Linked DNA regions of Mus musculus: all the other regions are linked to region 1. Evidence: chromatin loops called from intact Hi-C (ENCODE). Cell type or tissue: left cerebral cortex. All regions are shown on one strand. Links, peaks and the distances in the headings refer to the core of each region. The heading gives the core; the rest is flanking DNA.

Region 1 (10,488 bases), core at 1,533-9,532:
CGAATTTAGAAGACACAGTCTGACCTAGAGAAAATGTGAAAAGAAGTCTCTGGTTGAGAGCTGCATAGCGTGCCGGCACCATGGGCAGTCCAGACAGGAGGAGCAGGAAAGGGCTTCCTGCAAACGGAAAGGTAGCGTATGCCATGTAATGAATTACCAAACTGAAACCAATGTGTGAGTCACTTCAGGAGCAGGGAGAAAGGCCATAGCATTCTTCCAAACACAGTGAAGAGAGGCAACCAGAAACACCATGCAAAAACGTAAAAGCTGTAAAAACCCACTGGTTACTGACTAAATGTTACTGACTAAAAAGCAGTATGATTCGGAGGATCTACTGGAACCTAGGAAATGAGAATCACTGACCTTGGAGTCACAGGCACTCTACACAGCATGGTGATATCCACTGTGAAGGTAGGAGAGAAGGTACAATACCAGCATCCTGCTTCGGCATGCAGCAAATGCTACTGATATGCCAAAGCAAGGAAAGCGCTGTTCAATGACTTTTCAACTTAGAACCAATACTGAGACAAAGCATGAAAGATGACCCATCCTGTCTGGAGATACAGGTTAGTGGTAGAGCACTTGCCTAGCATGCTCAAGGCACCAGGTTCGATCCCTGGTGCTACAAGAACTACACAAGACAGTGTAACAAAGCATACTGACAGCTAGCTAAAAAGGCAGTGCTGGAAATAAGGAGGTGGCAGAAGGCAGAAGAGACAGTGGGAAAGCTGGACACACTCATCCTTTCCCCTGATTTGCATTAAACAGCAACAAAACCAGAAAACAAAAACCAGCTACATTTAAAGACACTGAGCCTTCCAAAGGCAGATAGATAAAGACTGGGAGTGCAGGGAATGAAAAAGGAGGCAAAGGAGTTGATTCTTTCCTTTCTTCTCTCCCTCCTTCCATCCGTCCTTCCTTTCTTTTTCAGACAGGGTCTCCGTAACACTGGTCATGGTGTGGTTGCTTCTGAGAAGTGAGGTGGGAAGGGGGCACAGCAGTAGGGGTCCGTTCATGCCCATTATAAGCCTCCTGGTGCTATCTGATGATTATCTGATCAGGTAACTACACATCTGACTCTGACAAATGCCCGACCCTCCCACAGAGACTTTCTGCTGAACAGTTCAAGTTAAGAGCTATTTACTAATAAAGCCTGGCATTTTATCTCCATTCAACTTGAGACTCCATGATCTCATATGGTAAAGAAACCTTCTTAGGTAGGCAAGCCAGCCTTCTGATTCCCCACTTGTCGTTCAGAGAAACTAAGTCTCCACAATTCAGTGACGTTTTCTGGTTCGATGGCTGTAAGCCTACAGTATTTCTCATGTTAGATGACCATGGCATGCTGTGAGTGTTTTGGCTGAGACTTGTCTGGCAAGCCATTCCTTGCTGGCCACTGTTCATGTAACTTGTCCCTTGGCTCAGCTGCAGTGGGAGGGCTGCCGAGGACATCACGGCGGATAGGTTCAGAGGCTTGTGCCAGTCTGCGCTGGAGAGACACCAACAGACCCTGGTACTTGGGCTTCTTCCAATGGCTGGAGGACCTGCCACACTGCTCCACTCGATCAGGACTGGTATCATCTTGGGGTACCTTCCAAAATAGCATAGGGCTCCCTTATCCACAGGAGGTAAAATAATCTAGCCTGGTCGCTCCCCTGCCCCAGAGAAGAGGAGCCATGCAGAAACGAAAGCCTGATAATGTCCAAAATCTCGAAGACTGAAACTCAACACTTTCACTTTCAACAATAGTGACTTTAAAAAAAAAAAGCAAGAATGATGACAGAGCCATTCAAATGTGTGGGAAAATATTTTCATCCACCTAAAAAAGGGCCAGTTTTTCTTAACTATTAACTAGGAAACATATTCGTATCCATAAAAAGCAAGTCTCAGTCTCTCTCTCTCTCTCTCTCTGTGTGTGTGTGTGTGTGTGTCTGTGTGTGTGTGTGTGTGTATGTGTGTGTGTGTGTCTAGCATGTACCATGTAGGGACTAAAATAAAAAGGATATTCATAACGTAGAGTTTCCTGGCTCTTCCCCACCATTTTGATTTCAGGGTGTGTGTCTTTACTGTCTTCTCAGCATTGTTACGGACGCATGCATACCTAAGCACCATACTGTTTAGATCAGCCTGATCCTCAGAATCGCATCATGTGGACTTCTTGCCCCCACCTGATGACTTAGCCTCCACGAATACAGGCAGCTATAGTTCATTTCCATTGCCAGAGAGAGGTTGTCCACTTTGAGACTGTACCAGGCTATCCACCTTCTCTACTGCTACTTGACTAAGTCTCGTCTTTTCTATCACAAACAGCTCTGCCAGGGAAACTCTTCTGAGAATAGCTAATCTTTTAAAATGCTCCTCCCAAACAAATCCTTTCTCCTCTCTCCAGAGTTTTGAGTTTTGCCTCTGTAAAGAATACAAAGTAGAAAATCCTGGCCTGTGGCTAAAGTCCTGAGTGATTTAGGCAACCAAAAGAGTGATTCCCAAGATCTCATCCCTTGCTCCCTGTCTAGGCCTCTCACACAGAGCCTCCAGTCTCCTCCAGTAAACCTGAGACTCCACACCCTGCTTTATAACAGGTAAACAATCGGCCTTTTAGAAGGTCGCCTGTATTTCTGAGCCACACCTCTCACCACTATCTCCCCCTTCTTCTCTGAGTGAGAGGAAACATAGACCTCAAAGAAAGACTCCATTAATAGGGAGCCACAGCAGCAGGAGTAGCCAACATAGGCTCTGCCCTATCAGGATGACACACGAAGATCAACCATGTGAGATGCCAACAGACTGGCCCACAGGCTCTTCATGGTTACCACCTGCCATGGTCAGGGCCAGCCACATTTCCTATGTGATCTGTCAAGGATCAGATACTGGGGAAGCTGTAAAAACATTAAGAGATAACTTACTGTTACAGTCGTGATAGTGACACTCTTCAATCTGTACCATATGCCTGCTGCAGTGTTAAGAACTTTGTACACCTTACTTATCTCAGTGGGTTGGAACCCGTGGCATCACTTTAGGAGGTTAACCCAGTATTTCAAAAAGGAAACAAGACTTGAAATAAATACTGGTGATTCTATCATAAAGTTGTATTGTTTTGTGAAACTTCTGGTCCACTAATATTCATGTGCATTTATTTGTATGTATGAAACCATAAAATAAAATGTACCTCTCACTGAGGACAGAGACTAAAATCTGTTGTAAAAGACTTCCTTTTTATCTATTTCCTAATGGTCCCATTGAGATGTATTCAGTTACTAGCCCGGGTTAACAAAGGCAATTCTTTTTTTTTTTTTAGAACATTAGACTTTTTTTTTATGTCATTACCATAGGACAATTTTTTAAAAGATTTATTTATTTATTATATGTAAGTACACTGTAGCTGTCCTCAGATACTCCAGAAGAGGGCATCAAATTTCGTTACAGATGGTTGTGAGCCACCATGTGGTTGCTGGGATTTGAACTCGGGACCTTCGGAAGAGCAGTTGGAGCTCTTAACCACTGAGCCATCTCGCCAGCCCAACAAAGGCAATTCTTAAAGTCACTTCGTCCACTTCCTGTGCCCATGTTGCAGTCACTGCTCTCACCTGCACTTCCAGCATAAGAGCCTCTTTTCTGTTCCAGACTAGAACACCCATCCTTCTCGAGCTGGCTCCTTCTCAGTCATCAGGTCTCGCTCTGATTGTGTGTGGCCTTCATTTGCACAGCCCGGGCAGCTCTCTGCCCAGGGCCACTCAGACACTGTTCACTTGTTTGCTGTCTGTCTTCCCCTCAAAACCCAAAGACAATTGACACATGCTGTTTGGACTCACCTACTAGAACATCTGGATAGAGCAGAACTTCAAGTGTTAAGTGAACAAGAATGCCCTGGGCCTTTCCAATGGCCGATGTCAGAGCCAGGCCTCCACCCCCCAAGTCTGCCTGAACCCACATTTACTCCTTACCCTCAGTAAGCTGTGATATCCTATAACCAGGTCTAAGGCTAGAAAGGGAACCTCCATCCTGATGGATGCAGAGGGGCTGCTGTGGCTGTACAGAGGAACGATGCTATTAGGGATTAACTCTGGGACATGGCCTAAGCAAGCCTAGTTCCCAAGCCCATGCTCCCTCCTTGGGCCACTGGTGTAAGGAACCATGAGGGACTAACTCTAGGCTACTTACTTTGGTGAGCTGAGAATCTGGAGGGAAAAAAATGGGAGAGGAGACTGCATACTCTCAGGTTTGCATAAGAGGAAAACATCACCAGTCATGGAAGAAATACCAAAAGAAATCCATCAAACATGATTGATGCTGAGTCCAGGACAGCAGCCTGCTTAGAAAAGGCTGAGAAGAGCCAGGGATCAGCAAAACAAAAACAAACAAACAGAAAAAAAAGATACAACAGTGTATTGGGCACAGAGGACTAAAGTTGCAGGAATTTCACTTTAAGGTCCATGGGATAGGCCACAGTGAGCTGTAATTCAGAAGCTGAGAACAGAGAAGCATGGGGGACTGGGGGGGGGGGGTGGTCAGGGCAGGGGTGGAGGCAGGGGCGGGCGTCACACAGGCTCTAGGTAGGTCCTGACTAGGATGCCTGGTGCTGGAGAGCTAATAGTCAGAATACTTTGGTAACACTGACACCTTGTGGCTATGGAATGCCTGTCCCAAAGGGAAAAAAAAAAAAGGAATCTGTGGATACTTCAGTTATTCTCCTTGTACTGCTGAAATATGCTAAAATTTATGTCAGTGCTAATAATAATTTTGGCAAGCCCTTATAGTAAACATGCCTTCTAATGTTCATTTTTCTGTAAATAAGTCAAGCCTCTGGGTAATGGGCAACCTGACTTTGTAACTTCAAGTTGCTGGACTCCCAGCTGCCTTAACCAAAGGTCAGTCAAACAGCCAGGCAACGCTGACCACTTTAAATGTTCCAGGGGATGGCATGAAGAAACTATACAACAATTACAGCTAATTGTCTGGTTCCTGATGGGCAGCCCCAGCTAGCTTTGGCTATTTCAAATAGTTTATGACTAGATTTTTTTTTTCTATTACATTGCTGAACTCTAGAGGACTTGGCAATCATTTACCCACAGGCCAGAGGCCACAGGTCACTAATTCTAATGACCTAGCAAAAGGACTACTTGTGCATGTGAAGTGTGCTGTGATTTTTTTTTCCCCCAATTCCCTCTCTGGCTGTGAGCAGTACTCAGTTCACTCAAGTAAACTGAGAAATGATTGCCAGCTCCTGAAGGTGCAGCTCCAGCCACAACCGGTTCAAACAGTTTGTATCCGAGTTCCTGCCATCACAACCCTCAGTAGGCTGTGATATTCTGTAACCAGGTCTATTCGGGCTAGAGAGAACAATTATCCTGATGGATGCTGAGGGGCTGCTGTGACTGGTACAGGAGGAACAATGCCTCAATTCATGGGGACACAAACGTTCATTTGCATGATCCCCTCCTTGGCTCTATAAGCAGATAGGCTAGGAGACATTCTTCTGCCCAATTATTCCCAACAAATGTCCTCTCGTAAGTGGTCTTTTCTTGCCTACTTTTGTTAATGGAGCAGAGATGGAAACACAAAGAAAAAGCAACAGGCACAGCACAGTGGCCAGGGTGGCAGCAGCCAGACAGTTCACGAGTGGACAGAGCAAAGGAGGGGGAGAGAAGCGAGAAGAGAGACGGGGACTGGAGAGGCAACTCAGTGGTTAACAACACTGGCTGCTCCTCTACAGGATTAGGGTTTGTTCCCAGCTCCCACGTGATCCCTACAACTATCTGTAATTCCAGTTCCAAGAAATCTAATGTCCTCTGCTGGCCTCCAAAGGCACTGACCACACATGGTACTTAGACACACATGCAAACAAACACCCACATATGTAAAATACAAATTTTTTTTTTTTTAAGAAGGGAGAAGACAAGAAGGGGCAGAGGTGAAAAGGGATAAAAGACTAATAAGGAGACAGATAGGAGGAACTACGGGCTCTGTTCGCTAGAAGAGCTCCTGGAAACCATGAACTCATTAAAATCAACATTATCAGACACCCTAAGACAAAAGCTGCAACACTGGCTAGTATCAAATGCTATGGAATACTGACTTACACAAGAACTCTAACACTCTGAGCTAAGGGTCTTGATATCTGAGGCCTGAACAAGGACTGGATGGAACACTGTGTCTGCATGCTTGAATGCCTGCCGGCTGCATGGTTGCTACCACAACTGTCAAGCACTGGGAGATAGACAAGCTGTCAAAGACCAGCACATGAAGAGCTTCTCCTTAACCGCCTATGACGTGATTGCCTGTCTTCCTACATGTAGTAAAGGGGATTACACCTAGGGCCTCAGACCCGTGCAAGCACTCCACTGTTAAGCCACAACCTTAGTGTTCTTTCACTTTTTATTTTCAGACAGCATCTCACTAAATTGTTCAGGCCAGTCCTGAACTCCCTCTATGGCCCACACATTTGAGCCTTTTGCTTCACCTTTCCAGGAGCTAGGACTACAGGCCTATGCCCAAAGCTGAACTCTTATCCAAAGTTTCCATTCAGGTAGGAGGACCCACAGCATTTGTCTCTCTGTCTCTTCACAATAACTCACAGCCCTCTTGCCCTGCCCTAAACATGCCTAAGGTCAGAGATAGCATCTTACTGGACTCTGAAGCAACGGTACTTAGCACTGAGGCCAGCACACCAAAATAATCATAGTAACTACTACTAAATAGATGCTGACTGCTTCTGAATAATGCACAAATATATTCTTGAATTTCACCTATGCAGTACCTATGAGAACTTCAAATGCAAACCACAAATTTATTTCAATACCAGCTGAAGGTTTTTGGAAAGGCCAAGAATGAGAAATAATGGCAGGCATCCCCAGCAAACAGTGTCTTTTAAAGACTAATATCTTTCTAACTATAATGTCCATATGACTTGTACGGAAGTCCAGCTAGCACAAGGGCTGAGTTCTGTAGTCTGCAATAGAGTCTGGAATTCTGTGCCTGAGAAGCACCTAGGTGGTGCTCACAGTACCACTCCACAGACCACATTCTGAATGGCAAAAACCTGGAAAACAGACTGGGAAGCGATGACCAGCGGGTTCTATTTGACTTACCACCTGAGTGAACACCCAGCAAGCTGGAAGTGATACATTCATTATTAGAGGTGTGGAGAAAGAAAAACAAAGAGGAGGAAACCACTCATGCCTCACAAAGCCTAGGATATTTACTTTGGTTCTTTATAGAATGAATCTGCCAACTTATTATTTATAAAGTCACCCATGGGCAGGATAAATAAGTCAATAAGGGAGAAGCACAGTTCAGGCCCTGAATCCAACTGTTGTGACTTCCAAATCTCCATGCTAGGACTAGATAGGGAAGGCAAGCCCACAAAACAAAGTCCATCTGCTAAGGAGACAGGGAGAGAAGAGCTCCCATCCCAGGTAGGTTTGGGTGATCATGGGGAAAGGGTTATGGAGACACGTGGGACTGGGTCAGGAGGAGCCCTCACCAACTGCCACTTTCAATACTCATCTTGTGCAGTGTCGCAGAAGTACTGTGGTGGGGTGGAGGGTAGGGGGTGGGAGGAAGACTTTGTGAATGCACCAGGGGTGATCTCAGCACAGGACCTTGTGGGCTCTGGCTAGGGATGGGGATGTCAGTGGAAGAGCTGGGAGGAGACAAGTGGAATGACAGTAAGCAATGGCCTAGGTGGCTTTAGGTCAGGTAGTTCTGGCTACAGTGCCTTCTGTCATGCTGCTGCCCCGCGTCAAAGAATACATTTGCTTAAAGGTCAACACTTAAGAAAATAAATGCAGCTGTCCATTTCCATCAACTTAAGCCAAAAAATCTGGCTATCTTTCAGAGAAAAGGAGGCTCTTGTGCTGTCTGCTCTGAAAGGTTTGCTTGTCTTATATCAAGTGATCACATGCATTTTCAAAGAATAACAATAGCCCTCAGTTATAGAGCTGTAGAAAATACTATTGAAAATGACACTGGGACAGGATATCTGGGAAGCTGACTTGTTCTTAAACGCTGAGGGGCAAATTACAACACACCATGTGTCCAAAGCATTTTAGAACTTCCTGGATGGGAACCATGAAGGTCAACCCATATCCCTCATATACTGCCTACAAGATCTTGACATATCATGTCTTTCTTGAGGCACAGAATGATTACCTTTTTGGTAAATTAAAAAATGCTTTCAAGGCTAGAGAGACGGTTCCGTATTTAAGCAATGGCTGCTCTTCCAGAGACTCAAGTTCAATTCCTAGCTCCAATATAGCAGCTCCTAAGTCTCTGTAACTCAAGTCCCAGGAGACCTAACACTCTCTTCTGGCTTCTGTGGGCACTGCACACACACAGTGTACAGACATATATGCACACACCCATACACACACCCACACAAATATTTTCAATCAAAAACAAACGTTTGTTAGCCATAGGTTTCTGCTCAACTCAAATTCATCCTGCTTGATCGCGCTGTTTGTCTCTTCTAGCGGAATGTGGGATTCTTCAGGGAGTAACAACGTGTGCAGCACCCAGCACGGAACATAGCATATGGTGTCAGAGTGTGGTGAGAGCTCAGCCCACTGAAACACTTCCTTTTCCTGCCACCTATTGCTGTGTGATTTTGAATTGGTTACTTAGCTTTCCAAACCTCCATTTCCTTACCTATAAAACCCTCTCACAACAGTGCTGTTCTATGAATTAAATGTATTAAATACTATATCCCGAGTTAGTATAATAGTAAGGGTGTTAAAAGTGTTGGAAATTGAGCTGGAGAGATGGCTCAGTGGTTAAGAGCGCTGACTGCTCTCCCAGAAGTCCCGAGTTCAATTCCCAGCAACCACATGGTGGCTCACAACCATCCGTAATGGAATCCTATGCCCTCTTCTGGTGTGTCTGAAGACAGCTACAGTGTACTCATATAAACAAAATAAATACATCTTTAAAAAGAAAATGTTGGAAATGATCAATTATGCTCACAAACAGATGGATTTATTATTCCATCCCATGAATCAGAATTACTGCACCCAAATATACTGGACCAGGAAGGATTTCTCAACCTTAGCATCCATGGCAGTTCTCTGCCGTGGTAGCCAACCTGTACATTGTGGGATGTTTCACAGCAAGCCTATCCTTTACATACTAGATGTCAGTGGCACATACACATTCAGTTCCAACAACCAAAATTGTCTTGAGAGATTGCCAGGTTCTCTGGAGGGAAACACCCTCCCTCTTCCCCTTAGAACCACTGTCCTAGAATTCTCAAATTTGAAAGACTCTATGCACCACAGCCCTTAGTCCCGCCACCCCTTCTCCCCACACGCAACCACTTCAGCCAGCATTTGCTTACCACTCAGATGCCTTGGAGGAAACAGGTTATAGGTGCTGTAGATATCATTGGAGAACTGCAACTTGAGCTCAGGGCTCCCCGTTAGGAGCTGCGCCACGTGTTCTACCTGAAATGGTGTCTTCTCCAGGATCACAACCGCATCTTCTCCATGAGTATCCCCAGAGTCCTCATTCACCTGCAAGCAGAGATACCATCAGTGGGTCAGTGGGTGCAAGTATGGTATCACTAGGAAAGCACTTGGGGCTAGGGAAATAGTTTAATTAATAAAATGCATTCCATGCAAGTGGGAGGACCTGAGTGTCCATTTAACAGGACCCATGTGAAAAAGCTGGGTGTGAGCAAGATCCTGTCTGGAAACCAGGGGGAGGGGGGGTGTGGGGGGGTGTAATTTAAAATCCCATAACTGGGAAGGCAAAGATAAGTGGACTCCTGGGGCCTGCTGGCCTTGTGCCAGAAAACAACACAAACAAGTAATAAACAAGACAGAAACAATACCTGAGGTTGTACTCTGGCCTACACACACATACAAACACACACTCACAAGATTTAAAAAGTCCCAGCACTTGTGATTGTGATTCCAGGGTCTTTTTTGTTTGTTTGGTTGGTTGGTTGGTTGGTTGGTTGGTTGGTTTGGTTTGTTTTTCAAGACGGGTGTAGTCTTGGCTGTCCTAGAACTCACTCTAGACCAGGCTGGCCTCGAACTCAGAAATCCGCCCACCTCTGCCTCCCAAGTGCTATGATTAAAGGCGTGCGCCACCACTGCCTGGTTCAATTCCAGGGTCTCTTAAATTGCAACATCTGCATTTGCTTCCTTAAGAGCTCCCTTCTGAGGAAGTACAACACTCACGTTTCTTCTCCTAGAAAAGGCATCTTAATCCAAAACCTTGTAGAAATTCCCAGACCTTTCTTTACAAAAGAAGAAAAGTTTCTCAGCTGTTGTCTTAGTAGGGTTTACTGCTGTAAATAGACTCCATGACCAAGACAGCTCTTATAAAGAACAACATTTAATTGGGTCTGGCTTACAGGTTCAGAGGTTCAGTCCATTATCATCAAGGCAGGAATATGGTAGCATCCAGGCAGGCATGGAGGAAGACCTGAGAGTCCTACATCTTCATCTGGAGGCTGCTAGCAGAATACTGGCTTCCAGGCAGCTAGGATGA
Region 2 (10,488 bases), core at 976-8,975, 140 kb before region 1:
TGGAGGAGCCAAGCCAGCAGTAGCCATACTTCTGCTGCCTCAGCTCCCCGGGTTATGGGTAGAACGTTGAGGCTTGGGGATGTTAAGAGAGAATAGTATGCCTTGGCTCTGAGAGGAGAAGGGATACCCCTGAGTTTTCCTTAGGAAACTCACTAGGAATCCCACAAGTGCTAGAGCAAACACAAAATAAAGAAATCCAAACCACAGGACTAATGAGGTTTAACTAGGAACACCTGTTTGCCAAAGTCAGCTTGGCTGAGATCTCCTCTTTCCTAGTCCTGATTTCTGAGTCCAACCCTTTCTGTCCTTGGGATTTTGCCATCCTTACTTCCTCTTGGTCACCTCCTGTCACCTCTGTAGGTCGTGGCCACTAACAAATAGGTAGGTAACAAGAGAGAGTTCGTGTGCGAATTCTGGGGTACTGTGACACCAGGCCTGTCGAATAGGTGCCCCCTACCTCACAGCAACAGCTTGGGGGCCAGAATGTCAGTGTTTCCTTCTATTTAGTAAACAGGGGTCAGGGAGCAGAGCACTCAGTATTCGTGAAACCCTGAGTTTCATTCCCAAAACATCAAAAGGAAAAAAAAAAAAAAAAGAACAGTGATATTCTAAGCAGAGCTCCAGAATGCCTCGCCTTCTGTGGGTCATCCAAGCTGCACTGATGAACGTGGGTGGGGAAGGAGCTCAGACGTTCAGAGGAATTTCCTCTCAGTTAAGGCTACTGTCTGCTACTGTCCTCCCACAAAGAAACTGGAACAAACATTTAAAGGAGGCTGGGCCCTTGGCTCTGCTCCAAGACATTTCCTCTCACTCTTCTACCTAAAGTCCTTAAAGACCTCTAAAGGCACACTATTACTACTCCATTTTACAGACAAGAGACAAGGAAACATAGGGTAAGATGTTCAGAGGGTGTGATAGAGCAAGGGACACAACCGGGCAGCAGTCCGGAGAACACCATGTGACACAGATATTAGTGGGGTGGAGTTGGGAGGAGGATGAGGAGACCTGGATTGACCTCGTTCACACAGAGAAGGCACACACATGTCCATGAACCTGGAGTCACTGATACCTTTGGGCTTCAGTGTCCTTCCCAAATGAGCGGCTTGGGTTCATTATAATCCAGTTTCACCCTTCCTCAGAATTTCTAAGAGCTGTTCGGAGCTACAGATAGACTACTCAGGGCCTAAAGTCATGTTCTTGGGGCCTATGTGCATCCATCTGCTTTACAGAAAAGCAGTCTCCCTGTCCCCCACCCCCACTCCCTGCCCCCAGCACGACCTGCTAGTCCTGCCCATTTGGCAAGGACCAGAGGCAGACTGGGGGTTGCGCCAGGGTGACAGTTCTGTACCTTTCGGGATGGAAGCAGATGGTGGATGTTGAAGGGCTGGTCTTGGAGGAGAAGGGTATGGAGGTCAAGAAAAAAGAAAGGACCCTTTCTCCTGAGCATTGTGGTAGCGTGGAAGCTGTGATGCAACTCCCCTGCTCCCAAGGCTTGGATATGTGTGGAGCACAGCAGGTCCTGATTCCCAGCAGGCCAGAGGAGGAAGTTGCCTCAGAGCTGAAAGCCCTGAGTTGTCTCTATGTACCCACCTTGTTCCACAGAAAGGGAAGTAAGGAGACAGGAGCCATTGCCTTTGTTGTTGTTGTCGTTGTTGTTGTTGTCAAAGGAAAGCCATGGACTTATGACTCACTAACCACTACATGCATTATAAATCCCTCCCTGAATGCTGAAGAGAGCTAAATTAGGCCAGCCTCGACCTGCATCTCCAGTTTTCCTCTCCCTGGCTCTCTACCCTGTTCTAGCATCTACCCCTTTCCCCTGGCTCCTCCCTACTCTCCACCTACCTTATATCCCGTACCCAGGCTCAACAATCCTATCCAGAGCTAACCCCCTATTGAACTGACTGTGCCTGCCCAGGCCCACCGAGGCATGCCCAGGAAAGTCCCACATGGCAGTGGTCTGGCCCCAGCTTGGCAGGGGCTGCACCTGGGGGACTGGGTGGGGCCCTAGCAGGACAGTAGTTTTCTCCTTCCCTCATCAGCCTTGTCTGTTTCTTTCCCGCAGAGTCTGTACCAATGGCCGTCATCATCGGGGTGGCCGTAGGAGCTGGCGTGGCCTTCCTCGTCCTAATGGCAACCATTGTGGCCTTCTGCTGTGCCCGTTCCCAGAGAAGTACGGGAGGGAGACCCGGGATCTCAGGGAGGGGGACAGAGAAAAAGGCCAGGCTTAGACTGCCCAGGAGAGCAAGTAAGCAGGAGTACAAAGAACAGGGGCCACAACAATGTTGTGAGCTCCTGGGGCAGGGATGGGTATGGTGTGCTGTTATGCACCTGGAGGGTGTCTGGCAGCAAGTGGGAACCCTACTGAGGCTGACCCGAACTCAACTGGCCTCCAAGTAGCAGGACAGTCCACTAGCACTTTGGGTTGGACACACAGCACTGTTATTTGGAGTGCATAGAAAACCTCAGAGGGAACAGGGTGGCTTGACCCTCCTTGCTCTGCAAAGACTGCTAGCTTAGCCTGAAAAGCAAGCCGCCCACACAGGGCACAAAAGCATGTGAAGAACTGCCCTGGACGGGCTTTTCAAGGTTTTTTATCTTTAGCAATACAGTTCTAAGGGGCCAGGACACTCTTAAAGAGCATATGGACATGGGGCCTCTGTACTGGGCTCAACTCTGGAGTAAGGGAGAGGTAGGATGGCAGAGGAAGTGCCCTGGGCAAGTCACATCTATTTATAGCCTTCATTTCCTTACTGGTGATATTAGAGGCTTGGGTGGTATAGCTTTTATCACCCCAACCACCTCTGAGCTTCTAGGATCAGAATACACTGAGTCACCAGGCCAAGCTATGATCACCTTGCATCCTTCACTTGTTAGAGGAAGCTACTTATCCCCCTCACATATCCTCCATTCCCAGCTGAGCAACCTTACCACCTTGTGGTAATCCAACACAAGAGCCTTGAAACCTCCCTTGCTGCCTTTCCATGGATATGACAAGGGAGAATATTTCAACAAGATTTGTCTAACAGGCTGCTCCTGTAGTTCAGGGTAGCTAGACCTCTGTGTACTCTGGATTGGCTGAAAGACCTTACGGTCTTTTTAACATTAAGATTTGTGGCCCTATAACTGGAGAGCTCAAATCCAGGCAGCAACAGACAGAGAAGACTTCTCAAAGTGAGAAGGGACTCAGGGTGACAGATCCTAGCCAGATGAGATAGAGGGATGGATGAGGACAACCTCTCTAACCACAGGACATGCTGCAGAAGCTAGGTGGCCTACACAACCAGTCTTTGAGGCCCTTCCAGCCAACAGTCGATCTCTACAGAAGTTCTGTGGGTGGGGGCCTGCAAAACTGACGTTTCAGAGTCTGAGGGGAGGTTAAATCCTGAGATGGAACGGGTATCAGGGGGTATAAGGGTGGCAGCAGGGGGTTGTGGGGCAGTTGACATGCCTTGCCTAAGAATGAGGACTGAATTCTTTGTCTACACTTTCCTATCTTATGTCCAGATCTCAAAGGTGTTGTATCAGCCAAAAATGATATTCGAGTGGAAATTGTGCACAAGGAGCCATCTTCTGGCCGGGAGGCTGAGGACCACACCACCATAAAGCAGCTGATGGTAAGAGCACAGCCTATGCCCCACTCCATCCTGAGCACACAGACTTCCCGATGCTCTCCATACTGCTGACAGGTAGCACATCCAGGCAAACCCCTCCTGCCCCCAAAGTAAGCCGGGCATGCACTCAGCCAATGAGCATTTATTTGTGCCTCTGTGACGTGATGGGGGAGATTCAAATACAACTTTGATGCAGTTCTTGACCTGGATCCTGACCACTGAGTAAGGAAAGAACCTGTGCTTGAATTCACATGTGTGGCTGCGTACATGTGAATTCAATGTGATCCTCTTCCTGATCCTCTCTGCAAGAACTGGAATCCTCCCAACTGTCCAGGCAGACTCACATGGGGAGAGGCATGGTATAGATATTCGATGCATTTTTTCTCCTCTTCCCTCTTCACACACACACACACACACATCTGCCAGAAACCCTGGTTTCTTCTTGGGAACTGGATATCCACCAAAAGAAAATGCAAAACTTCTCCAGCAACACCAAACTGCCAACTCCTCTTCCTGATCCTCTCTGCAAGAACCCGAATCCTCCCAACTGTCCAGGCAGAAGTCTAGTCAACTATGCCGGAAGCTCACAGAACACTATATCGTGGTGGCATTATCTGGGAACAGTGACAAGAGGGCAAGGAATAAAGGACAAGGGCTTTTCTGAGCCCCAGTGACCCCATCTATGAAATGGACATGAACACAGTAATATACAGAGCCATCATCAGGATTATAGGGTAACAACCTGAGTACATACGGGGTACAGTAGAGTTTTCCCTCGACATATGTGCAGAGTTCTGTCCTATAATTCCCAGATACCCAAATCTGAATGTGTACAAGTATAAAATGCTATATAACATTTATACAGATGCTACCTGCTTCCTCTCATATTCATAAATCATCTCTACTTATGAAGTGTAATGTAAGTGCTGTGTAAACAATTACTGTACCATATTGCTTAAGGATTAATGGCGAGTAAAATATGCACGTTTGATACAGGCAATTTTCCCTAAATATTTTTGATCCATGGTTGGCTGAATCGGCTGTGCAGAATCTAGGAATGCAGAGACCTGCCTGCAAGAGCCCGGGGGTTGCTTACTATTGTGCTGCTCTAAATTCACCCACTAGATGGGGAGCAACTGCTGCCTTCTTCATCCCTGGCAGAGGCTCAAGGTTTCATGAGTGGAACTGACTTTTCTCTCTGTTATACTTTCTCTAGTCAATTGATTTTCAGAGTCTGTCAATTCTGCTTCCAAAATATGTCTCAACTAGGTGTTCCATACCGCTCCTCCATAGTCACTGCCTTATTTTGGGCTTTGCCCCCTAAACCACTGCAGCAACACTTCCCCGCCCCCCCCCCCAATTAGGACTTGGCTTTGGGCACTTGTCACAATCCATCTTCCACGGCCCTGAAAAAAGTATCATTCTGAAACAAAAATCTGGCGGCCCATGCCTATAACTCCATCGCTCAGGAGGCAGAAACAGTATTATCTGTATGACCCTGAGGCCAGCCTGAACTAGTGAATGAGACTCTTAAATGTAAATCTGATCCTGTGACAATCTGCTGAAGTCCCACAGTTGCTTCCATGTCTGCTGGGTGAAGTTCAGCTACCCAACATGTCATCGGGCCCTTTGCCTCAAGGCACCTGCCAATCTTTCTAGTTCCACCTTCCAGCCAGACATAGTGTGGCTTTCCAGACACACTAAGTACGGGTGATCCCTGGTCTAGGAGTCCTTTATACATCAAAGACCCACGGTCTTTCTCCCTGTTGACGTCTCTGATAAATTTCATACCCTGCAATAAGAACTGGTTCAAACGTCATCCTCTCCAAGAAGTTCTCAGCCTGCCCCCTCCTCACACACTGGCAAGCTGTGCAGCGTTTTTGCTTTAGTTTTTGCTGCATTCCCCTTGAGCCTCTTTGACAGCCTGCTGCTGGACCAGGGAGCCTCTCAGGATACTCCAGAGCTTCTCTAGGGCAAAGGTCATGCATCTTTCCCTGGAGTCTCCCTGACACAGAACCTGACAGAGCATTCCTTCGCACAGGATGGAAACCACATCCCGCGCGTCTGAGAAGGAATGATGCTAATTAAGCTTCATCAGGTCCACCCCTCATCCCTGGTAGACTCTTTAGTTCTCTCCCAAGGAGGTCTTCCTTTTGTCTCAAAGCCACACCCTCAGGAAGAGGGCAGGTGTTCCTGAGAATTTGGGGCACAGCAGAGGGGATAATTTGACAGAAGGGACTTGCTGAGACTCTGTAGCTAGTCTGTCCCTTGGGAAGATATTCACGGATCCCCTTCCTCCACAATGGGAGATTTTATACCCTATGATCTGGGAAATACTCCATCATCAAGGGGAAGTGCCTTAGACTTTATATCTGGTGGGAAAGAACAATAATAATTTAGATGAAATCAGTACATTTACTGGAAAAGTGAAAAAAAAACCGTAATGCAATTAGTGGGGGAATAACAGGAAGGAGGCGCGCTGGCCCACAAGACTGAGATGCAAGAGACAAACAAAACACCCTGCTCAATAGGCTGAGTGGGAGCCTGAGCCAGGAGTGGCCCTGCAGGAGTGAGGCACCTTGTGTCCGGGGATAGCATCCCTCTGGTTCCTGGTCACTTTATACATCCACCATGCACTGTGGAAGCTTTGTCCTGGTCTTACACCTCATTACTCAGCTATTTGGAGTTCAGCTGCTCATTCCAACACAAATACCAATCACTGCATTCACTTTGGCCAGAAGCGTGCTGGTCAGTGACCACAGTATGCAAGGTCCTAAAACCAAGGCGTGCCGTGCCGGGGATTGGAAGGGAGCAGGATCTTTCCCCCAAGGCTGTTTGGCACTTGTCAAGGAAGACAGTTTTCCAGTTCATTTGAGTCACTGCTGTGAGGAAGAGGCATGGCCTATTTTGCTTTCTGTTGCTATGACAGAACACCGAGAAAATCAGGGCTGGGGGATGGCCCAGTCCATATGGTGTTTTGACACAAAAACATGAGGACCTGAGTTCAGTTTTCTCAGAACTCATGTGAAAATAAGCAAACACCAGCAATCAAAGTCTTGGGGAGGTGGAGACAGGAGGATCTCGTGTGCTCACTGACCAGCCAGCCAAGCTACACTGGTGAGCTCTGGGCTCAGTTATCAACCCTGCCTCAAAAACTAAGATACTCAGTGTTAACCTCTGACCTACACACACACAACTTTTTTACACAGAACTATATACACAACACACACAAAAAGGAGGAGAAGAGGCGTAGTGGCTCATACCTCCAATCCCAGGACTCAGGAAGCTGAAGCAGGAAATTTGCCACATGTCAACTTCAACTTGAGCTACAAAGTGAATCCCAGTCTCAAAGCAGCAACAACAAGGCCAACATAGCTAAGATGACTCATGAGCAAAAGCCAGTGACGCTCAAGGCAGACCACCTGAGTCTGAACCCAGAAGCAACACCTAAATAATTGTCATTTGATGTCCACACTGTGACTTGCATATGCAAAGTGCACGTGCGCATGCACACACACACACACACACACAGAGAGACAGAGAGAGATTTGGCCCATGTTTTCAGTTCATGTTCATGTGGCCTTCAGACCTGCATCAAGGCAGAATATCACTACAAAAGCATGCAGCAGAGAAGACTATCTTATGCTGGCCAAGGAAGCAAGAAGAGACAAGAGGGGGCCTGGTTCCAGTAGCCTCTTCTAGGGCACACCTCCAGTGACCTCACTCCCTTCCACTAAGCGCTACCTCCTAATAGTGCCACATCATGGGAATACTAAGCCTTGAACACATGGCCTTTGGGGGATAGTTCAGATCCAACCCATAGCACTGATGTTGCCAGCATCCCCACTGGGATTCCTTCCAACATCCTAGCACTGATTTGAAAGACCGCCATAAGAGCCTGTTGGATAGCTGGTGTTGATGTTCTGTTGATCTCAAGCGCATCTCCCAGGTAAGCAGAGCTGTTGTACTACATCTTACTGTGTATCTACAGGGCCCTTAGTGCAGGGCCTGGCCAGAAGTTTTCAACAAATGTTCACATGAGAAGTCTGGAGATGTCCGTGCCCAGTGAAAGAAAACATGGCCTCACAGTTATACTGATGCTTCATCCACCCCCACCTCCTGTCTCTGCCCTGACATGAGGGTTTCGGGAATATTACTGAGGTCTGGAACTGTATCCAGCTGTTTCACCTACCTTTCTGCAGTCTAAGACATGCAGGGGATACAAATGGCCATCCTTGGAGCTCATTTCTTCATCTTCTCCTGGGAGGAGGTGGACTTGAGCTCTCCTTCTTGGCACTGAGTAGCCATTTTTGGATTGTAGATGGACCGGGGTGAATTCCAACAAGACTCGGTGCTGAAACAGCTGGAGGTCCTCAAAGAAGAGGAGAAGGAGTTTCAGAACCTGAAGGTAAGAGCAGCCGTCCTGGGTCCGGACTACAGAGATGATGGCCCCATCTATCCCTTACATAAACAAAGACCCACAGCCAGCAGAATGGAAGGGCTCAAGGCCAGTCTGGGGACAGGTGTCACCGTCTGAGGGGGAGGGACTGAAAGTAGCTGCTCTCCTTGTCCCAACACTAAGAAACTGACTTAAGGATCAATTATTACAATTCTCCCCTCCTGAGGTCTTGTAACAAATAGATTTTAGAAGTCAGTATTCATGTTCTGGATAAATACACAAAGACAACTAAAAGCTGTTTTTTCAAACGATCTTGCATTTCACTCTTGTAAACCAGGTCTAGGACACTATCACCTTCCCTCCTGACAAATGAGCACCTGCTAGGGTCTGCTAGCATCCCTGCCATGCTAACCCTTGTTGTATCCTGGTCAGTACCCTTCCTCTCCAATCCTTCCCTCCCTCCTGGCCTCCCCTGTGCAAAGTTTGCTCAGCCTGGCCCCCTGCCACAGCCAGTGAAGGCTCCCTGGTAAAATGCCTCTATGTTCTTGCCTACCCAGGACCCCACCAACGGCTACTACAGCGTCAACACCTTCAAAGAACACCATTCAACTCCAACCATCTCCCTGTCCAGCTGCCAGCCAGACCTGCGTCCGACAGGCAAACAGCGTGTGCCCACAGGCATGTCCTTCACCAACATCTACAGCACCTTGAGCGGCCAGGGCCGCCTCTACGACTATGGACAGAGGTTTGTGCTGGGCATGGGCAGCTCTTCCATTGAGCTTTGTGAGCGGGAGTTTCAGAGGGGCTCCCTCAGCGACAGCAGCTCCTTCCTGGACACGCAGTGTGACAGCAGCGTCAGCAGCAGCGGCAAGCAAGATGGCTACGTGCAGTTTGACAAGGCCAGCAAGGCTTCTGCCTCCTCTTCCCACCATTCCCAGTCCTCTTCCCAGAACTCCGACCCCAGCCGACCCCTGCAGCGGCGGATGCAGACTCACGTCTGAGGACCACGCCCTGTGGTGGGGGATGGGCCAAGGAGGAGGACATGGTACATTCTCGTTCTCCAAGGATTGGGGCTACTTTGCAGAGGACCCTAGAACTGGCCACCTCCGGGGTGGTCTCCGAGCACCTCTGTAAACACCTTCCTTCAAAGCTCTGATCAAGCACAAATCTGGCTCCCAGGTGGGAAATGGAGAGTATGCAGCTGAGCGGATAGTGCTCAGGGCCTCTGTCTCTTGCTCTTCCCTAAAGGTCCCTCAACCACCTTGTCCTCCCATGGGCACTCGTGGCAGCTAGAACTTTGCTTTTATGAAACTGCCGTCCACTTTCCTAGCTCCTCTTGCTGCCCATAAGCCATCCCTGGTGTCTGTATTCCTTGCAGCCTTGAGGAACGGAGGACTTTTTCCCAGCACTGAGCTGCTCCGGAGACCCCAGCCTCCCCACTGTGCATAGCCTATACCGCAGAGGCTGGGGCCTGAGAAATGGCCCTGACCAAAGGAGCATCTGCCTGGGAGTCCGCCCCCACTTTGTTTGGTGTTTGTGTCTGTATTCTTGCAGTTCTGTTCTTGGACTTGATACCTCTGCGCTTGGTGGTGGGACTGGCCTATCAGAGTCTAGTGTCCTCAGAGCTGAGGAAGGGAAAGAGGGAAAATGTGAACTCCTGGAGAACAACTGGCCCAACACACCCTGTGCCAGGCTGTGCAGTTCAGAGCCCTCACCGTCATCCTCACCCCCTGCCCCGTGTTCTCCCTTCCTTCCCACAGCACAATCGAGCTAATCCGAGGAGTGTGAGAACTCCTCTTGTCAGGGTTTTTTGAACAGTTACTGAAGCGTGCTTCCTGGGAGATGTGGGTTTGAGGGGGTGCTGAAATCTAGGCTGGAGGATGAGACAGACTCTTTCAGCTGATGACCACAAGGAACAATGATCCATTCTCCAGTAGATAGGACTCTGTGTGCAAGAGGGACAGTTTTCTTCACCTCTTTCCCATCACTCCCCACTTAAGAATAAACGTTAGGGCCATTACCCCCAACAAACCTGTTCTGTGCTTTTGTTTCTGCACATGCCACAGGAAGACCTCAAGAGTCCAAGTACATTGTGGGAGCTCAGACAATGTTTTTAGTTGATTGGTTGGAAGGGGGCTTTTTGTTATTGTTGTGTTATGTTTTGTTTGCTTTACTTCAGTTCTCCCCAGGGAGGGAAGGTCATTGTAGGGGCTGGTTGTGGTCATTATAGAATCTACAAGTTAACACTCTGTTTGTGGATTACATTAGAGGGGGAAAAAACCAGGTTTCACCAAACACCAACTTTAATTCTTGACAAATGTAGCTAAGTCAATACCATGACTTTGGACACTGGCCAGATCCTTCTAGCCTTTACAAGAAGCAGGCCCTCTTGAAAGACTATAGATCACCACCAATACTCAACACTCAAGTATAGGACTCAAAAAGAAAAAAAGACCCAGAGTATACTCACTTAGG
Region 3 (10,488 bases), core at 728-8,727, 670 kb before region 1:
CCAGGACCAGCAGGAGATGGGGTGGAGCCGTGGATTAGGCCTGAAGATGCAATTTTTCATTTTTGTTTAGCCCAGTAGGGGTGACTTAGGCAGTATTATATTGCAGACCCAAAAAAAGCACATGAATAATCCAGAGTGAATTCAAGAGATTTCAATAGCAAAATAATAACAATACTAATGATACCTTTGATTTGTAGAGTACTTTTCTTCCAAGGAGATAAAAAAGATAAACTGTTTTGGAAACAGGAACGAGAAAAAAAATAAAATTGCCTTTGATGGAGGAGTTGAGAGAAGGGCCAAGAATACTTGTTTTAAGGTCTTAATGGAGATGGGGATGGTGGGGGGAGCGAGGTGGGCAAGCAGAAGATCTCAGCTGCAAGCAGCTCTTATCACTGGAAGATGCTAAGATGTTTTCTAGGTGGAAAAACAACTCAGACATCTTTAAAATCACGGTCAATCAAGAGACAGAGAAGCCCTGAATGTCACCTGTGCCTGTTCCTAGCCCTGTTCTAATCCGATCGAAGAGGAGCTAGGTGAAGTGATGCACACACCTTTACCTATGCTTGATTCACCATGGCACCAATCCTCACTTCAGGGGTGGCTCTTGTAGCCCCAGTTTTTTCTCAAGGCCAATGTATGTGCCAGAATCCTTAGTTCCTCAGGGTTCACCTGGGGCTGCTGTGCTAGGGGCTGTTCACTGCCTGGAGTTCAGTGAGCCATCAATGCTACCTGTAAGGGAGAGGGGAGCCAGTGCCCTGTGCCTGGGTTCTCAGGGCTTCACCCGCATTGCAAATAGAAGAGGGCTTTATTTCCAGTTCAAGGAATGAAGTGCGAGCCGACTTCACTGGCACATAGCACTATTCCATATGTCATTGTGTGGCATTTTCTTTCCCTGAGGGGAAATCAGAATTTACCCAGTTAGGTATGCACATCAAGTGAGACTTTAGATACTTCTAGATCATTAAAATGCTTCTCTCCCAGGCACACAAGGGATGCTGTGCTCTGCTTTCTGCCAGAATTTTAGTACTAAGCATGACAGAACTTTGACCTCATATACACACCCCTCCAAACCCACTCTGTGCTGTAGAGTGAAAAGTCACAGGAAGGCTTAGTGAAGACACCAAAATGCACTTTGATCCACATCCTGCTTTGCAGAGCTTAGCATCAAACAGCATGCTTATCACTGCCCCCTTCTCCTCTCCCACAGGTAAAGAATAAGAATTCTGGCGGTATACTTCCAGAAGTCGGTAAATGTCAATATTGGATAAGTGTTTCCTTTATATCATGGCAATTTAGCATAAGCTGCTTGGAAACAAATATCTTCCGCAAGCATACAGTGTTTCAGTGAGTACACAGTCAATGCTACTATGAGGATTAAATAAATGTCAGCATTCTCTGGGTATGCTTGGTAACAAGTTTATGCCTTGGAATGGTGGCCAGTATGGATGGATAGTGTGCCTTCCATCGTTCTTTTGTTGGGGCCCATGTGGGTTCTAGTGAGTGAGCGGGAAGCAATCATCTACTCCTTCCTGGGCATACCAGCCAAGGATGTGGTCACAGACACTTCCCACGTACCCTGAGGGGCTTCTGTTGGCAATCTAGAAGTCTCTGCATGTCGTCCTACACCCTTGCACGTGTGTACACAGACCTGCCTGTGTCTCTACTGCCAAGGTCAAGCAAATTTGCCCGATTCTGGGATTTGGATGGTTAGAACTAACCATTAGATTTTGCATGAGTCTGTCTTAGACAGATCAAGTTGAATAGCCTAGGTGATCTGCTCCCTTGAGGAAAAGCACGGGGTGGCTGTTTCTAGTTGAGATTCTTCTCAACCGCTGCTGACATTGTGGGAACTGAAAATAGGAGAGCGAACGCACATGACCTTTACCCTTTCAACTCTCCCCTCAGGCATTCCATAGGGTCTAATGTCTCAGGGAACAAAGTCGATTGTTCCTTATTTTACGAGCAAATAGTGTTATTCTGTGACAAGAAGCTCAGCTATAGACCATTCATGTAGCACTGGTTTTAGGCCTACTGTGTGGTAGGTGTGGTGTCAGAGACTGCTGTGGAAATAGGTGAGGCCATATTTCTGGACAGAGAGGCAACACTTCCACGAAGGCTATAGAATGATGCTCTACAAACAGCAGAGACAGCCCAGGGCATCATAAAAGGGTGTCCAGAAGAGATGCCATGCGTGCTTGCTCTTAAAAGATGTATAGGTGTGCTCTGGGTAAAGCATGAAGCAAGTAGTCCGGGCTGTACCTGGGAGTGTGCACAGGCAGGAGGACTGAAGAGAATATGGCATACTTAGCAGCAGAGCCTAGAATGGATGTGTTTGAAAGGAGAGAGGAGCCTTGGGGAAGGCAAAGCTGGCTGGCTCATGGCTGTGAATAACATGATACATGTTTTAAGGATGGATTGACAGGATGAAGTCAGTATCTTAAAAGATGGTTAGTAGTTTGGGGTCTGTCGTCCTCTCCATATCAGAGCTGTGGGGATTCACTTGTTATTCTTGGTAGTCTCTGTACTTCCCTGAGGCTGAAAACTTGTAGAATTGAGTGGAAGTACACTTTCCTCTTTCCAGATCATCTTTCTTTATGGCTGGTATGTTCAGATATGGGAAAGTGGACAATAAAATAGCAATGGGGAACCTAGTTAACTGTTGGTCTGCCCACCCAAGGGAAGGCAGATAAGAGGTGCTGAGGAGAGCTCAAAGCACCAGAGGCATGGAATGCTGGGGACACCTGAACTATGGGTGGTTGGAGGATATGAGGGATGGGAGTTAACTCTTTCTGAAGACCCCTGAAGGATACAGGGACAGAGCAAACACAGCAATGAGGAGGAACAATAAGTCAGAAGGGAGGAAGAAGAGAAGCTTCCCTGGGGCATTCTGCTGGCAATGTCTTTCTTGTTCTCAAGAAAAAGTAAACTGTAGGCATCAGGGGAGCCGAGGTAGCACCTTAGAGGGCTCTATTCAAATGTCAGAAATGTTTCACAAGTCTCCCATGCAAAGGAGCCTTCCATTCAGGAGTAGAGAATATATGTCCTCAGATTTACCCATGTCTTCTGTGCCTATTCTCTCCAGGAACCTATGGTAGCTGGCAGGAAGCTCAGTGGGGGGGGGGGGGGACAAAGCCCCTAAATGTCCTACAAGAACTAGTCAGCGGCATTTTCAAAGCCTTCGATTTCTGACTGTCTTGTCTGAGGCTGGCCTGTTGAGCAGGACTCTATTGTGAGTGTTTTCAAAGATGAATTCAGGTCATCAGGAATGCAGGACGCCAGCTGGTAAGAAAGGACAGAAGAGTGGTTGAGGACTCTACCTCTTAGCAACAATTGGGTTGTTTTGGATAGTTTTCTAGGAGGTAGATCATGTATTCAAGATCTCTTTGGTACCTAGCAAATTCTTTTGGCCGTGTTGATGATAATAGTAGTAACAATACCTCTGTTTGCATAATGATGGCTAGGATAATTAGCATCTATGCAAATCTTCAGAAATACAGTGCACAAGTAGCACCCCATTTTATCGAAATAGCAACGGAGGCAGGTTGGATGCTGTCAGCCCCTAGAAAGGTGATGTCTGATCAAAGTTCTTCCCAGTCTTGTTTTGTGTGGGTTGGTGCTTCATGGAGGAGCTGGTAGCTTCCGGCTGCTTCAGATCATAAACATAAACTATGCATTAGAAGATCAGATGCTGGGATGGAAGGAAAACCTTGTTCTCATCGCTCACCTCCCCCCTCCCCCCGCACACACACACACACCACCAGCACCACCACACCTCTCAGAACTGTAGGTGGGCCTCACTATGAAAATGCTTTCCTACTAAGCTTTATCTCTTGCACGTTTGTATATTTGTGGTAATCATCCATATGTGTCCAAGCATAAAGAGGGGATTTTAGCTGTTCCTTAGAAAGATCGAGGAGCTCAGTGCCAGGGTTGACCTTCAGACGGTAACCCAGCCTTGTAGTCCTAGTTCTTTATGATCCCAGACTCTGACACATTTCTGAAGTTTGTCTTTACCCCAAAGGCTCAAAGTTTCCAGAGCACTAGTGCCTGGGAAGTGGCAAGGCTGAAATGTAGTCAAGAAGTCATTTGTGTACTTCCCTTGTTCTCTTCTCCACCTCTACTTCCACCTTTAGATATCTGTAAATCAAGGAGCTTATCATAATCAGTTGGTTAAAATATCCTACCTTTTATCACGCCAGTGTCTAGCATTCAATTGGCTACCTAGAAGTCTCTGAATAAATTCAAAACTATCAGATGAAATATAAGAGTTAAGGAAAGGGAAAAAAAACCAGAACCTGTGATGTCAGCACACATAAAGATGTTGAAGTGCCCAAGTTAGAGTCCCAGGGATGCTTAAAGTTTATTTAAAGGTATTTCTCCAAGGAAGACCTCGGATGCTCACAAGTCACCAGGGATGCTGCCAAGAGAAACATCCCCTGGCAAGCCACTCACTTCCTGGGCTTCAGCAAGGAACCCTTGTGCCCTTCTGTTCTCCAATGCATGTCAGTGCCCATTTCTGTCAGTCACCTGCAAATGTCACAGGTGACTTCACTCTGGTGCAGTGTGACAGTCCACCTGTCACCCTTGGCAATGCTGGGAGCTATGACAGCTTCGGAGTCACACTGGGGCTTAGTTGACTCTCTGGGTAAGTAAGCATTCAGGGAACAAAAAGTTAAGTATGCATCCAAGTACTGTACAAGAAGGCTTTCATCCTCTGCTGCCTAGTTGCCTAGTTGCCTAGCTGCCCTGACGACTAAGGAGAAACCACCACTTAATCCCCCAGTTGCTCTGTTCCCTATATTGTGAGACTTGCACTTTTCTATGCCTTGGTTATAAATGTTAGGGTTCACTCCATGTTTAAGTTGAACTTCAGCTCTTTGGGAAGCTTGCTTCTGAAGCCATTTTCTCACACAGGGTGCTGAGCCTTTAAGAGAGTCAACTGCTGAGATGGGAGTTAGCAAAAATGTTTGGGGAATCAGACATACGAAGAAGATTGCAGTCCCCAAGTCAGCCTGATGGTGGCAGCAGCCGCGCTTGCAAAGGAGTGAGCCCAGCGTAACCTGCAGAGGGATGGGTGCCCAGTGGTTTAAGGCACAGCAGGGCTGCCTGAAGCTGGGCCCTTCTGCCACCTCATCCCACCCCGAAGGGGTGCAGATGAAGAAGTAGCCACAGTTTAACCTCCCAGGGAGAGGCTGGATTCTACTTTTCAGAGCCCACTAGGTAGTGAAAGTAGAATGTTCAGAGGAATTCCTACACAAAGAGGCTAAAGCTAGGTGGGTTCAATTAATAATGCTCAAGGGGTCCTGGAAGAACTGCACAAAGGAGATAGAGCAATTGCAGTTCACCAGCATTTCTCTGCAATGAGGGCTTTTCCTGAATGTATTGAATCTCAGTCCTCCCCCAGAGGGGTTAGCCACAGAAGGTGTCTTCCTTGAGCCGGCATTCGCTCTGTTAGTCCTGAACCCTCTACTATTCTCCATGGTTCCAAGTGCTTCACACCCCATCAAAGTGGGTGTGCTGTTCCCATGCTGCAAAGTAGTATCCTTATTCCTGGTGCCTTGAGCAGGCTGTTGAGGTGAATTCTGTTTTCATCTCTGGAAAGAGATACTAAATTCGAGGGACACCATTCGAGGAAACTTGCCACCAATTGCATGTGTTTAATAGGGTGTCCTTCTAAAATGTCAATGCCAGGCTAAAAGCAGGTATACTGTACTATGCTCTTCAGGACAAACGGTAGGAGGGTGGCCCCAAAACTCCTTACCATCATTCTTTCTAGTAATCTCCAATGTGCCAGCTTGCCCTTCAGAGTTATGCGATGTACCTGAGCGCCCCCCTCCCAAGTTAGTCCATGCATCAACAATTGAAGTTGTGGAGATGTGATGAAGGAAGGACGGGACCATTGTCAGGGGTATACCACAGTCTTGCCTGGTCTGCATGACCCAAGTGTTTGGTAGAACGGGTCATTGATGTTGCTTGAAGTCATCGGATGTCATGTGACCATTCTGTTGATTTAGGTTGTTAGTGGAATTTTCTGTGAGGTTTGCCTAAATCCAAACCACATTCCTTACTGGACTCACCATTGTAGTCGTCCATTGCTGTTGTTATTGCAATGAGGTGAGCTGTTACCTGCTCAATGTGTCTTTCCAGCTGCTGTTCCCAGGCATAGAAGGCAGCAAAGTTAGAGAGAAGATATTTAGTCTTCAGTGAACAGGGAGATTAAGTGGTGAATGGCAGAGACCATCTAAGCAGTTTCTGTCAAAACAGAAAGGTTTTTGCATAAAAAAAGTCAAAGCCTTAGTCCAGATCACAAACCATTCTAGTCTTTGTGTATAATTTTAGGACCTGATGAAAATATTAGACACCCCTCCTAAATTAAGATTTGCTGTAACGATAAGACATGTGACCTTGGCTTTGTTGTTTTCCTAGTCCCCTAGCTTGGTCGCATACCATTCTTTTCACAAGCCAGGTTTCTAGTAGAGCTTTGGGTTCTCACCCTGAACGTGGACTGGGAAAGGAGAAGCAGTAGAAACCTCAGCCAGATCAGTAATAGCCTTGGATGCTGCTGTCTGGTATTTTTATATTCCCTGAAACCTGTGGCTACTGAGTCAACTGGACCAGCTGTGGAAAAGCATCCTTGAGGTCTCAGGATCAGGTCCTTGGTTGAGCCTTGTATATATTCTCTGACTTAGCACTGTAGCAGCCGAGTGAAGCAGGGATGGCTAAACCCATTTGCTAATGATAACAACCGAGGCTTTGCCTGAAGATCACATAACTGTCAAGTGACAGGATAGAAGACCCTAAGAGCCCTGTCTTCCAGGTTGTTGGGAAGGATATCAGTCACGATGTTGTTTTGGCAGCCCTGTGAGTGTCTATGAGCCAAGCAACCTAGTGTGACCTGCGATTCTCTTCTGTAAGGTCTACGTGGGATGGGAAGAGCTGAGAACACAGAGGAAACGTCTTCTCCTGCACAAAGGGATGAAGACAATATGGGGAGCTTCCCAAGTGGCTTGTCACTCTGTCCCTCCGCCAGCCAGTTCCAGTTTAGCTTAATGTTTAGAAAAGCAAATGCTCATTTCTTAACAAGCATCCATCACACCCAACTCCCTCCCCTCTAACTTCCCTTCAACAGATTTTTTTTTTAATTAAACCCCATTTGGCCCAGGGAGAGGTTAGGCTTGTGTTTGCTCTGTGATCCGAAAATGATACTACTCTACACAAAAAAGGCATTTCACGACATCAAAATTGTTCTCTCTCTCTTTCTCTCTCCCTCCCACCCTCCCTCCCCTTTCTCTCCCTCTAAGTCTGTAATAGTAAAAATGCCAGGAGACTATATAGTTCTGAAATGATTAATAATGGTCATTAAAAAGAAGTGAAAAAGAGTCTTGGAAGGCGGGCGAGCCTGAATGTCATTCGGCTTCCGATTCTCCTCACTTTGGCTTCAGCAGAAAGCTTACCTGGTGTTAGAAATCTCTTTGGAAGGTGACACGTATCTGCCTAGGCCATGCTTAAAATCATAATATTGGCTTAAGATAGACACTTATGATAAACTAGTGAAACATGAAAGTTCCCTGAGAGTTTAAAAGCACCTTTAAGATAGAATCAGAGCAAGAATGCAGGGCAGATAGATGTTGCCATGGAAGACGTCAGATTCTGGCTTTTCATCCTGTGGCCTGAGCCCCTTCCTCGGCCACAGGGGTGATATTCGAGCTGCACTGTCAGCCAATGGTTGCCTGGGCTCCAAACTCTCACAAGTGCCCCCTTTCCAGGCTTGAAATTTGCTTTGTGTTTTCTCTTCACCAAACCAGGGCAGGAAAAAAAAATTCACAGACAGGTATTCATGCATTGTAGGCAAAAAATAACATTTAGAGTTACCCAGAATCAAATCCCATTCAGAAACCGTTATTACCCTCCTCTTCTGGTCTCCTGCTAAAATAATACAAAACCCTACATTGCCTTCCCAACCTTAGAAGGCGTTCTAAGATCAATAACCAAATTCATGCCAAGGAAAATGTTTAAGAGTTTTCTACTGTTATTTATTTAGGTTTTAGTTAGATTATCCTTTTCACTCCTGTCATTGATTTTTGAACTGATGTGAACTCTATTGGCTTTGCTCATTCACAACTGCAGAGAAAAGGGGATCTGGTGGTGTGGTCACATATCCCTCTATCGGTAGATACAAACGTAATGTATGTAATCTTAGCTGGAAACTCTTTGATATGTCAGAGGAGTGTTCCAGCCTTCTTAGGGCTCCCAGCTTCTCTGTCACAGTGCTTTTCAACATGTAGGCTGCAGGTCAGCTGGTTCACCAGTAGCAGCATCCAGGGGGTAGAAGAAAGAGTTCTCAGGATTCAAACCTAAATCAGAGACTCTTGGATTTGGCCCAGCAGCCTGTACCTTAATGACCCCCCCCCCACACACACACATATGTGCACACACATACACACAAACACACAAACATACAGAGAGAGAGAGAGGGGGGGGAGGGAGGGAGAGAGAGAGAGAGAGAGGGAGGGAGGGAGAGAGAGAGAGAGAGAGAGAGAGAGAGAGAGAGATAGGATTTGAATGAACTTGATGCTTCTCGGTTCTGAATCTGGCGTCTGTGCCTTCTTGCCTCGCCGGCTCTTGCGTGAACACTGCTGACACCGAGCCCACAGAGGTTTGAGAGATGCTTCTCACCAGAGGATTTAAGGTGACTCAAGGGAGCTACTGCTAATGGTTTTCATATTACATTACCCTCGGGTGATTTGTCGCTGGAGAGAATGGAACCAAGGATTTACACGGAGCGAGCCCTGAGTCTAGGAAACCCAAACTCACAGTGAGATCAAGCACACGGGAATGGGGACATGGCACTTATGCCAGGCTGTCATCACTGCCTTCCTTACAGCTTAGAAGAAATAAATGAAGAGCCCTTCTTCTCAATGGGACTTTGAGGCCTGTCCCACCTCCATAGAACGGGGAAAGCTGCGTAGTGATCTACGCTGACGGGGAAGAATGCAGCTAAGCTCGGGCATCGCTTGTCTTCACCTGCACTTTAGAATGTTTATTTTAAACTCAGCGCTGTACACTAGAGATGCACAGGTTCATAAAGGGAGAGTTTCGGCTTTGTAGAGTGAAGAGATTCAGAACGTCTATCATAATGCACCACAAGAGTTCTCATTTTATATTTGAGAGAAAAAAAAATCTTCAAGGTCAATACCACCATAGACATTGATATTCATTTCATTGTGAACTGGGATCTGCTAGCTGCTTACTGTCATTTTATTTTTCAATTCATAAAAAAAAAAATAGATGTTCTCATCACTAGGCCTCTGGGCCTCTTTCTTCAATCCAAATCACTAAAGGGGAACCACATGTCTGAGTTGCTGAATCCAGCAGCCACTAGGAGGGTGACGGAAGCCAGTGGTGCTCAAAGGCACTCTTCTCATCCCACTTATACAGCAGTGTGGATTTTCGAGTGGCTCACAAAGACCCAGGTATTAAAGTCATAGTCTCCAGGGCATTACTATAGGGAGGTAGTGGATGTTTAGGAATGGGTGCAGCAGAGGCTTTCGGACCTTTGGGGATGTGTCCTTGAGAGAGATCAAAAGATGATGGCCCCTCATTTGTTTCCTGGTGAGGAGGTGACTGACTGGGTTCTACTGCCTGTGCCCCATTATAGTGTGCTGACCTGCCCATCATGGACAGAGCCCCACCCCCAAACCTGTAGGCTTTTCCTTTTATAAGTTGATGATCTTAGGTTTAGGGCTGGGGACAAATGGGGAGAAAGAGAGGAGGCAGGTAGACAGAAGAAAAAGAGAGCAGGCACATGTGGGAGACAGTTTGGCCTCCAGATCTTAAGACTGTAGTGTTATTTTGTTTTTAAAGTCACAATATTACTTCTCCTGATCTGGGACCGTGAGGCACTCCTTATACTTGAAGAAGTTTGGAAGGGTCCATAGCCAAGTGTGTAGGGATGGAGAAAGACACACAGGAGATCTGGCTTCTGTACAGGTACATGATATTCCTTGGCTTTTGGAGGGAAAACCATTCAGGATGAAGTTGTGGACTCCTAGAGTTTATCAAAATTAACCTGGGATTACTTAACTCCCCTCCCCATTTTCCCACAGCTCTCCAGTGTAGTCATTCATTTCAGCTACTGACGCTCTCTTGCTACTGTGTTCCCCCTTCCAGGATGCCCCTCCCCCAGGAGCTCTAGCTAACTCCTGCCTTCAGCACTCAGCTTCCCCCACCAGGATGGAAGTTTTCTCTACCCCCTTCCCTGTAGCACAGTAAGTGCCTTCCTCCCTCCTGTACCCCACCTTGGAACTCACTCCCTCCTATACCCCATCTTGTCACAGCACATTGGAGTAGCGTATTTCTTGCCTGATTCCCTTTCACATCCCTCAGAAGGTCAGGACAATCCTCTGGATTTTATTAGTCTATACCTTTGTTGGACTAGGATGCACAGTAGGCATTCAGCCAAGATTTCCTGGGCAGGAAATGAATCTC

The links. Hi-C counts contacts between places; a loop is a spot of excess contacts. Peaks named below come from ENCODE experiments on the same cell type or tissue, not always from the same donor. Only the 100,000 strongest peaks of a DNase experiment are listed, where the experiment ranks them.
Region 2: a loop joins it to region 1, with 9 times the contacts of the local background. A loop is called at or near these places in 17 of 42 quality-filtered maps.
Region 3: a loop joins it to region 1, with 3.0 times the contacts of the local background. A loop is called at or near these places in 16 of 42 quality-filtered maps.

What each region holds. Positions count from the first base shown.
Region 1 is chr9:35,161,749-35,172,236 of GRCm38, forward strand. Dcps (decapping enzyme, scavenger) reads right to left here. Exons shown (of 6, transcript NM_027030.2): 2 at 9,329-9,503. Among named protein-coding and RNA genes, the nearest start is that of Dcps, 9.0 kb to the right of the region's middle. In left cerebral cortex, for the core only: CTCF peaks have their summits at 4,647 (motif pointing left), 5,796 (motif pointing left) and 8,850 (motif pointing left); DNase peaks (open chromatin) are centred at 4,633, 5,442, 5,651 and 8,521; H3K27ac peaks cover 1,830 bases.
Region 2 is chr9:35,026,267-35,036,754 of GRCm38, forward strand. Kirrel3 (kirre like nephrin family adhesion molecule 3) reads left to right here. Exons shown (of 17, transcript NM_001190911.1): 14 at 2,066-2,173; 15 at 3,508-3,617; 16 at 7,936-8,022; 17 at 8,571-10,041. The coding sequence ends at 9,014. Among named protein-coding and RNA genes, the nearest start is that of Gm51705, 23 kb to the right of the region's middle. In left cerebral cortex, for the core only: a CTCF peak has its summit at 4,739; a DNase peak (open chromatin) is centred at 4,745.
Region 3 is chr9:34,493,812-34,504,299 of GRCm38, forward strand. The region is part of intron 1 of Kirrel3 (kirre like nephrin family adhesion molecule 3); the gene reads left to right. Among named protein-coding and RNA genes, the nearest start is that of Kirrel3, 10 kb to the left of the region's middle. In left cerebral cortex, for the core only: a CTCF peak has its summit at 5,017 (motif pointing right); a DNase peak (open chromatin) is centred at 5,013.